2 separate regions of the Homo sapiens genome follow, and region 1 is linked to region 2. Evidence: read pairs that join two places in POLR2A ChIA-PET (ENCODE). Cell type or tissue: endothelial cell of umbilical vein. All regions are shown on one strand. Each heading gives the region's core, and the rest is flanking DNA. Links, peaks and the distances in the headings are about the cores only.

Region 1 (5,385 bases), core at 142-5,141, 68 kb after region 2:
GTATAGGTAGTCTGTGCCCTATTGGAAATCTTATCAGAACCCCTGAGAGCACCTGAATGAAGTCCAGCATATGCACTGATTTGATAACTCACTCCATACCTTTTCCTTCTTAGAGAAGGAAGATGATGATAGAAGCCCCGATCAGGGATGTTGGATTCTGGTGTTGGAGGACCAAGTATTAGGTATGATATGACAAAGTATTAAAATAGAAGCTCAAAACTCAAAACCCTAGACAAACAGAGAGACAAGACCTCCTGCAGGAAGTATCCATTCCTACTTACCTCCAGACCACTGGAGTCATGGGTAACATGACCATTCCTAATTTGCCCTGGACAGTTTCAGTTAACACTAATTGTTCAGGTAAAATTATTGATAGACCCTTCTCTCACTCTCAGAAGTGTGCCAATTTGTACATTACAGTAAATGTGCCCTCTAGTCATAGGAGAACTTATGCTCAGTATTACCTGGTCTCTCAATTTTTTAAGCCAGGAATTTGGATTTTTATAGAACATTTCTGAATTTTTTAATGTGGACAATAAATTCCAAATTTTTAAAATTGTCCAGGCCAAATAAAAATCATGAGAGGTGGAATCTGGCCTGAGAGCTGCCAGTCTGTCATCTGTAAGTTAGAAACTCTAGCTGATACCACAGTGTTCTTTGCCTTCCCTCTTTGGAGACCTTAGCTCTCATGGGCTGTTGAGAGAGGGTCTTAGGGGGCTCCCACAGGGGAAAGCCTTCTGCTTTAGGCAGTTCCAGTGGTAATCAGGGAAGGGTCCAGGAGACAACAGGCCTGATAGGGGCAGTTTAGGCCAGTTGTTCAAGGCCTTAGTAATGATTATAACTAGCGCTTCCTATGTAGTAAGGTCTTACATAGATTATCTTATTTACTCTTCACAATCACCTATAAGGAAGATATTATGATCTCCATTGCTCTAACGAGGAAATTGAGACTTAAAGAGACTAATTAATATGAACAAGTTCACCCAGCTAGTAAGTGGCAAAACCAGGGATCTGAACTCATGTCAGACTTGACTCAAAAAACCCACATCTTTATCCTCTGTGTCTGCTGCTTCCCACTGTAGAGAGATCAAGTTTTTCTTTCCCTTGTGGTGTTTTTCATTTGGGTGAGTCATTTTTGAGCTCTTGTCACCATGGAAAATCATAAAGTCTTGACTCTGAGTCTGCAAGAAGATATTTTCTTGCTTTCATTCAGGTATGTAGAACACAGGCCAAGTGGTTCAGCCCAAATCTCTAGAACAAGGGTGGGTGGGGACAGGCAGTGGGGTTTAGGGCCAAATTCCCAAGTAGTCATAAGGAGTGTTCTTTTACTAGGTGTCTGTCCCTTTTGCCTAGATTCCTTGGAACTCTGCCAGTGATGGGCAGCTGGTCAAAGATTTGAGATTTCACAATTCCAGTCATCTCTGTGACCTGTATCCATTTTAGAAATACAAGTAATGAATATACCTCATCCAACAGAGACTAGGAAAAGCATAGAATTTTTGTTCTAGTATTAATTTGACCAAAGATTGGACATGTTGTAGTGGATCAAATAATGTCCCCATAAAATGCATGTCTTCCCAGAACTTTAGGATGTAAGCTTGTTTGGAAATAGGGTCTTTGCAGATATAATTAGTTCTAATGAGGTCATAGTGGATTAGGGTGGGACTTAATCCAGTGACTGTTGTCCGTACAAGAAGAGAAAACAGAGACACAAGGGGAAGATACCTGTATAAAGGAAGAGGTAGAAATTGGAGCAATGTACCTGTAAGCCGAGGAACACCAAGGATTGCCGGCAACCATCAGAAACTAGGGAGAAGCAACGAGGGATTCATCTCTAGGGACTACAGAGGCAGCATGGGCCTGCCTTGCCTCCAGAACTGTGAGAGAATCCATTTCTGTTGTTTTAAGTGATGCAAGTTTGTGGTAGTTTGTTAAAGCAGCCACAGGAAACTAATACACATGATAAAGAAAAAAATTTAAATACTAAAATGCCCTTTCAAGATGGAACAGGAATCTGTGTTGGAAGTTTAAATTTCAAAGCTCCCAAGTCAAAAGTTCAGAGAGCATTTTCTGACTCACTGTTGGCCGAAGAATGAACTTTTCAGAGAGGAAAAGTGTCCTCCCTGCATAATGCAAAAGTCTCTACGGAGTTTCTGTAGAGGACCAGAGGCATTCCATGTGTTGATTCAAAATGGCTTAGTTCTGATCTAATCTTGAGCAAGACTTGCTTGTGTTTAGGAAGTCCATCTACCAATGTCTACCACCATTTGCCACGTCATCACAAGCCTAAAATCTGTTATGCCTGGGATGAGCCATGGACATTCGAGTGTGCATTATATGGTAGCCTTTTCCCATTTTCTGCCATGTTTGCCCTGTCTATCTGAGGGGCTTCTGGCTCAGTTTCCCTTTTGAGACTACGATTCTGACAACCAAACCAGCTTTCGTTTCTCTAAAGACAGATCCCTTCCTTTCTCTTACCCCCAGAGGGGCCCTGCCTCAAATCTGATGGACTCTCTGCATTGCAGAGGGATTTCTTACACTTTCAATTTTGGAATGCCCATAGCAACTCTGAAGAAAGCTGGTCACAAGCTCCTATATCCCATCCTCAGCTGATTCAATCAAATTTGGGTATCTGGTCCAAGAGCAGCTCGTCTGTAGGCCTGTCAGTGTTCTATGGAGTAATCTGGCAAGGAAGCTTTACTTAATGAAGGAAAGAATAATCAATAGCACTAATAGGACCTTCTGTCTTGGAGAGTTTAAATAGAATGCTTTGTAGGGGTATGGGGGACTTGCTGTTGGTAGTAGGTAGAGAGATTGGAAAGACACACAGAAAAAGAAACCATGTGATAGCAGGCGCCATTAGTGAGCTGAGGCCATGAGACAAAGAAAAATGAAGGAAGTTGGCTGGTAGTGGCAGGAATAGTCAAACAGAGACAAGAACAGCTGCATCATCATAAAAGTGGCAGAGCATTAAGGCAGCTGATGCTGGTGTCTGAGGGCCCACAGGATAACTCAAACTGCATTGTGTTCTAAAGCAGCTTCTATCTTATAAATTATGTTCTGGTCTCTGTGAGGCATAGCTGTGCAGCTGTTGAGTGTTTCCTGACTTCCTTACAACCTCCTGTGTATCCCTGCAATGCCACCTTCCTAATTCTGCACCCCCATTAACTAAGGTAAATGTGTCTCTGTTCTTGAAACATTAAAAAACCAGGCCATGAAACCACCATCTCCACTACCGAATTCCATCAGATTGGACTTTTTGGAAACTATCCAGAGATTCTGAATGTACACTCTCCTCTTAGACATCAACACTTGGAAAGTCCCTTACTATTGCTTGGCCAGACCTTCTTACCTCAGCTCTGTAGCTTCCCCTTTTCCAGTTCACCTGCTGCAGAAGCTCAGACATGCTTTATAAATCAAGGCACATAGGTTATTATAACACTGATCTCATTTAATGTAATTTCATCTCCATAATTGAACATAATGAAGTAATAAACACTTATTTGTGTTTACTATCACAAGTTTGGGTCTCATTTGGCTTTACTGTGTTATGCGTGCAGGTCAAGTGTAGCTACATCTCAACAAAATTAAGACGATTTTGTAGTTTAGAAGTAAGGTTAAGATTTGGAGTCTTGAAATGATCCTATGCCTAGAAAACTCCATAGTCTTGACCTGAACGCTCCTTAAGCTGATAAATAATTTCAGCTGTCTCAGGATACAAAATCAACATACAAAAATTACTAGCATTTCTATTCGCCAACAACAGTCAAGCTGAGAACCAAATCAGGAACGCAATTCCATTCACAATTGCCACAAAAATAATAAAATACCTAAGAATACAGCTAACAAGGGAGGTGAAAGTTCTCTACAAGGAGAACTACAAAACACTGCTCAAAGAAATCAGAGATGACACAGACAAATGGAAAAACATCTCATGCTCATGGATAAGAAGAATCAAAATCATTAAAAAGGCCATATTGCCTAAAGTGATTTATAGATTCAATGCTATTCTTATCAAACTACTGATAATGTTCTTCACAACTAGAAAAAGCTATTTTAAACTTCGTATGGAACCATAAAATGAGCCTGAATAAGCAAGGCAATCCTAAGCAAAAAGAAGAATGCTGGAGGCATCACACTAGCCAACTTCAAACTATACTACAGGGCTGCAGAAACCAAAACAGCATGGAACTGTTACAAAAACAGACACATAGACCAATGGAACAAACAGATTGCTGAGAAAAAAGGCCACACACCTACAACCATCTGATCTTTGACAAAGCAAGCTGACAAAAACAAGCAATGAGGAAAGGACTCCCTAGTAAATAAATGGTTCTGGGATAACTGGCTAGCCATATGCAGAAGATTGAAACTGGACCCCTTCCTTATACCATATACAAAAATCAACTAAGGATGGATTAAAGACTTAAATGTAAAACTCAAAACTATGAAAACCCTGGAAGACAACGTAGGCAATACCATTCTAGATATAGGAGAGGGAAAAGATTTCATGACGAAGATGACAAAAGCTATTGCAACGAAAGCAAAACTTGACAAATGGAAATTAAACTAAAGAGCTTCTATACAGCAAAATAAACTATCAATAGAGTAAACAGAACCTACAGAATGGAAGAAAATGTTTGCAAGCTATGCATCTGACAAAGGTCTGATATCCAGCATCTATAAGGAACTTAAGAAAATTTATAGCAAAAAAACCAACAACCCACTTAAAAAGTGGGCAAAGAACATGAGCAGACATTTCAGAAAAAGATATACATGCAGCCGATAAGTATATGAAAAAAAGCTTAACATCACTGATCACTAGAGAAATGCAAATCAAAACCACAATGAGATACCATCTCACACCAGTCAGAATGGCTATTACTAAAAAGTCAAAAAAATGACAGATGCTGGCAAGGTTGCGGAGAAAAAGAAACACTTGTACATTGTTGGTGGGAGTGTAAATTAGTTCAGCCATTGTGGAAGACAATTTCTGTAAGATCTAAAAACAGAACTACCATTCAACCCAGCAATTCCATTACTGGGTATACACCCAAAGGAATATAAATCGTTCTACCATAAAGACACATGCACACATATGTTCATGTGCAGCACTAGTCACAATAGCAAAGACATGGAATCAACCTAAATGCCCATCAACGGTAATCTGGATAAAGAAAATGTGGTACATATATACAAGGAATATTATGCAGCCATAAAAAAGAACAAGATCATGTCCTTTGCAGGAACATGGATGGAGCTGAAGGCCATTATCCTTAGCAAAGTAACATAGGAACAGAAAATCAAATCCTGCATGTTCTCACTTATAAGTGGGAGCTAAATGATGAGAACACATGGACACATAGAGGAAAACAACAGACACAG
Region 2 (5,385 bases), core at 128-5,127:
ATCATTTCCAGCAAAACTGGCTTTTAGCTGAAAAGTTCAAAAGTGACTTCAAAAACTCCATGCCCCAGCTGGTTCATAATTTTAGGAGATGGATGTGTTTCTGAGGATCCTCATCTCTATATCCTGATGGTCTGATCACAACTGCCTAAGAGAAAAACATGGGGAAAACACTTCCAATCAAAGAACTATTATTTAGACTGTTTTCACTTTTTCAATCCTATAAAAATAGAAATGCTTAACTACAGTACTCAGTTCTAATAATTAGATATTACCTTGAATTTATTCAAAATAAATTATTCCATTGAGTTTCACAAATGCCTAAATATATTATCACTATCATCACTTGTACTAACAACAATAGCAGCAGCTGACAAGTGTGTACAATATGCCAGACCCATTCTCAGAGTCTTACATGAATACACTAATTTGATGTTCACAAAAACCTAGGCTTTGGGTATATTACAGCAAACCGATGAGATACTGACCCTCCTGGACCTTTACGTTCTCCTGAGGGTGGTACGCGAGAGAAGTAACAAATTACGTAAATAAAATACTTTCTGGTACTGAAAAATGCTATAAATACTACATAAGAATGTCAAATTATGCAGTATGACCAGGTACGTGTTTGTGAAAGGGTATTTCCAACATGGTAAATTAGGGAAGGCTTCTCTGAGGAGGTAACATTTGAACTGCGAGCCGATGTAAGAAAAGCTTCATGGAGATCAATCCAAATGAAAGGAGGAGGTAGTGCAAATGTGAATGCGAAAGAGCTTGTCATGCTCAAGAAAGAGATGAAAGGTCAATATGGTTGAAGTATATGGAAAGAGCTGGAGCTCTGGTTTAAGATAAAGCTAAAAAAAGAAGTAGTCATCTGAACTATGGCAAGGTGTCTGAATTTAAGAGCAACAGGAAGCTGGTGGAGCATTTTACACAAAGCTGTAACATGATCTGATTTATTCTTTAAAATGACACTCTGGCTTCTTTGTGGGGAAGGTATTTAAGGGTAGCAATCTGAATAAGTGCTAAATTTCGATTAGCTTAATGTTATTTCAAAGACTGCCATGTTTCCTCTTCATCTCTCTTGATATACCAGATGATAGGATAATTAGCCTCTAAGTCCTTTTCAATGTAGACAGGCATTCCCTAAGGATACTTGACTCTGCATAAATAGTATTTGAAAAGTACAGATAACAGAATAAATAGCTTATTTGTGCCCTAACTTCTTCAAGAAACAAAGAAAATTCAAACTGCATAAGGTACAGTTTAATTCTAGCAACTGGCTATGTTAGAGCATTCTCCAGCTAAAGGTAAACTGCTTACTCTCTTGATCCTAAAGGTAACTTGCACGCTAGGTGACCTTCATCAAGTTATTTATAATTTATTTAAACCAGTGCATTGAAAAAGTTAATGTGCAAATGAATCACCTTGGGGATCTTGTCCAAATGTAGATTATGGTTCTAAGGATCTGTGTTGAAACCCAAGATTCTGCATTCCTCATAGGCTCTCAAAGTAATGGCAATATGACTGGTCCAAGGACCGCATCTTGAGAAGGCTTTCTAAACTTTAGTTTTCTCATCAGTAAAATGGAGCTAAAAACTTGATAGGATTTTTGTGAGAATTAAATGAATTAATGTAGACCATGAGCTTAATACACTGGCAGGTACGTAGTCAATCTTAGCTATTATTAGCTATTGTTTGAGGTGAAGAGAATTTGTCAAAAGTAAATGGCCTAAATGACTTCTAAGGTAATTTCAAATCCTGGATTTTATAATTCTTTTAAATCCTTTCATGATTCTTTAAGTAAATAATATATTAATTAATCAAAATTTGGAAAATAAATGAGATACAATATTAAACACTCAAAAATATTTTAAGGAAGTTTTCTGGTTCAGATGCAGTAAGCTAACTTCTCCCGTCTCCCACTGAATTCACCTAAAAATCTGAACAGAATGCACAAATCAAGACTCTGAAAAGTAAATGGAAATAAACTACAATTCAAGGTATGACCTATCCAGTGATAGGTCTACTCCTGCCCTCTTTTCCAGCCCATGCTCAGCTCCTACCCAATTCTCCAATTCCCAAAGTACAAACTGAGTGCAGACAGAAGGAGCTCCAAGAGAGGTCCTTTCTGGCCCAAGGAACAAAAGCGGGGAGGGGTGATGGGAGATGAAACTAAAACAGTAGAAGAAAACTCCCTGGTTTCTTTTGTATATTTATTTTCTCTCCTGCCCCAGACCCCAAGCAAGTCCAAATCCCTAAGACACAATCTTATGGGAGCAGCAATGATGGCAGTAGCAGCTGAGGAGATGCCAAAACTCTGATGGAAATCCTTGTTTATGACCAGATGAACTGTAGTCTAGAGTGAGAGGGTCTGAAATTTCTGTTACTTTTTTCTCTTTATCCTCCCCACACTTGGCCCTGGAGAAGAGCAGAATAGGCAGACCTAAGCCCCCAGCCAGAAGATTAGGAAGGGAGTCACGCAGAAGCTGGAAAATGAACCTAACTGTATCAAATGGCTGCTAAAATTGAAAAAAAAAATTAATGCTCAATATAGGTTATAAACAGGACCCAGAGTCAATAAAGTAATGATGAAAATATCTAGGATATCATTCAAAATTACTTGTCATACAAAGAACCAGGAAAATCTCAACAACTCGCAAGACAAAAGACAATAAAAAGACACCAACCCTGATACAGCTCAGATTTGGGACGATTAGATGAAAAATCTACAACAACTATTACAAAGGTTTCAAAAAAGTAGAGCAAACAATCTTGAAACATGGAAAAACAGAAGAAGTCTCAGCAAAGAAATGTAAGATATAAAGAAACAAAAGGAAAATTTATTGCTGAAAAATAAAATATCCAGAACAAAAAATTTACTGGATGAACTGTATGGGAGAATGGGGATAACCAAAGGAAAAGAGACTGTGAACTTGAAGACAGATCAACAGAACACTATAAACAACCAAGAGGAAAAAGCTTTGGGGAAAAAACAGAGGACCTCCAGAACTGCAGAAGATTAACAAAAGCTCTAGTGTTTGAGTCACTGCCTGTCAGAGAAAGAGGAAAAAGAATACTACAAAAAAAAAAAAAAATTGAAGAAACAATAGTTGAAAACTTCTCAAATTTTTCAAGAGTCAAACTTGTAGATTCAAGAAGTTCAACCAATCCAAAACAGGAAAAACAGCAAAAACCAGGTCTAGATACGTCTTAAACAGATAAAATCCAAAGACAAAAAAAATCCCACAAAAACAGCCAAAGAAAAACACATGCCACAATTGGGGAATGATAATTCATATGATTACTGGTATCTCATGAGAAACTACGGATGCCATAAGGCAGTGGAACAATATTTTTAAAGCAGTGAAAGAACTGATTTCTGTATTTAGAATTCTATATCCAGTGAAGGTGTCCTTCAGAAATAAAGACGAAATAAAGACATTCTCATATGAAACACAACCAAGTGAATCCATTACCAGCAGACCTGCTATAAAATAGTGGTAAAGGAAGTTCTGTAGACAAAGTGTTACCAGAGGAAAGATGGAACCACTAGAATGCAAGAAGAATGAATAGAAATAGTAAATAATAGACTACTTTTTTCCTCTTAACCTCTTTATAATATGTATGACTTTTAAAAGCAAAAATTATGAGAGTCTGGTGAGGTTTTCAACGTATATGGATGTAATTTACATATATCAAATACAACCCAGATTAGGTAAAGGAACTTCTACGGTGGTGATGCTTCTGTGTTCCACTTGAAGTGGTAAAAAACTAGTTCTAAGTAGACTGTAAAAAAATTAAGTGTATGTATAAATATAGATAAGTGTGCAACCATTTTTTTTAAACTTGGCTATTTATAGAATAATCTATTTTAGGCTGAATTGTCCTAGTACATGTTTTAATGCATCTAGCATTTTCATAAAACTCTGGAAGCCACATTAAATGCTCGGCTTCTTCAACAGTTTTTCACAGTTCATTACTACACTTTCAGGTAACTAGTAATCTCAGAACTTCTATTTCTGTTCCATGAAAGAGATAATTTTTTTTTTACCAGAATGCTTATTTTGTATCTTAATGACACAATATCCATTTTCATATATGACAGAATCCATATATGTACTACTACATCTGTATGTTCTTAGTCACATCAGGCTGCTACAACAAAAATACCACAGAGTGACTTAACAAAGATTTATTTCTCACAGTTGTAGAGATTGAGAGATCAAGACCAAGGCACTATCAGATTCAGGGTCTGGTGTGGGCCCCAATTCCTGATGCGTAGACTGTTCTTTTCTCTCTGTGTCCTCACATGATAGAAGGGGAAGGGTCATGAGGGCTCCACCTAGTCACCTCCCAAAAGCCCCACCCTCCAAATATCATCACATCATCACACTGGGGATTAGGAACTCAACATGCTAATTTTGCAGGGGGTCATAAGCAGTCCATAGCAACTCAGTTCAACCAAGTCTTAAACAGATAAATACCAAAGATTCAACCAAGATTGTGAGGTTCTAATGAGAATTTACAATGCTAAATGATCTCAAAAACCATTATGTTTTGATATATGCTGCTTAACTGGTTGACTCTATATGACATAAACAATCAAACACATTTTTTCATTGGTCAAGCGATGTAGTTTTACATTTAGCTTCACTGAGAGTAAATGTAGACAAAAGTAAAAAGTAATAATAGAAGTCTACATGCAACCATTGTGGTTATCAAGGCAATGCAAGTTTCTAAATGATAATTAGAGGGAGATTTTCTCGGGTTATATAAAAAGATAAAAATTGAATTTCCTAACTGGAAGCTGGCCAGGAGTGGTTTGTAACTGCTATATTCTCTTGAAAAAGACACTGTAGTCATTAGAACGAGAAGGGAAGGGAAAGAGTTCTACCAAACAAAATCTCAGTTTTGGTTCATTTATTAAACTTTTCTCTCATTTTATAAGAACAAAGGGGAAAAAAACCATTCTGGTGATTGGACCCATGGGCCAGGCAACCCAATATTCAATTGACAGTGAATCCAAGACATTGCAAGCAATATTCAGTTTATGACAGTGGTGCCAGGGGAGGTGTTATGAGCATCCACACTGTTTTTTCCTTCACAATGTTTTCTTCAGAAAACATTTAAAAGTTAGGAATATAACCTGAGCTACTATAGCTTCTTAATAACACAGATGTGTGCAACCAATTTTTTAAAAAAGGTATATGAAGATACATAATAAAAAACCCAGTAGACAAATTAAAATATATGTCTAGAAAAGTATCAATTCATCCAAAAGACGGCAGCAAAAGGGAAATAGATTAAGGAAAATATCATAAGGCATAAACAAAAAAGAAATAAAATGATAAAACTAAATCTGAACATATATTTACCTTAAATATA

What was found. Peaks named below come from ENCODE experiments on the same cell type or tissue, not always from the same donor. Only the 100,000 strongest peaks of a DNase experiment are listed, where the experiment ranks them.
Region 1: POLR2A ChIA-PET joins it to region 2 with 5 read pairs; 2 of 35 experiments call an interaction of 5 or more read pairs at or near these places.

Annotation. Positions count from the first base shown.
Region 1 is chr1:94,257,848-94,263,232 of GRCh38, forward strand. The region is part of intron 2 of ARHGAP29-AS1 (ARHGAP29 antisense RNA 1); the gene reads left to right. It also overlaps a transcript of ARHGAP29 not described here. Among named protein-coding and RNA genes, the nearest start is that of ARHGAP29-AS1, 13 kb to the left of the region's middle. In endothelial cell of umbilical vein, for the core only: no CTCF peak of the experiment used is centred there; DNase peaks (open chromatin) are centred at 1,114 and 2,074; H3K27ac peaks cover 1,350 bases.
Region 2 is chr1:94,190,289-94,195,673 of GRCh38, forward strand. All of the region lies in intron 12 of ARHGAP29 (Rho GTPase activating protein 29), which reads right to left. Among named protein-coding and RNA genes, the nearest start is that of ARHGAP29, 45 kb to the right of the region's middle. RefSeq lists a silencer at 4,228-4,439. In endothelial cell of umbilical vein, for the core only: no CTCF peak of the experiment used is centred there; a DNase peak (open chromatin) is centred at 3,123; H3K27ac peaks cover 983 bases.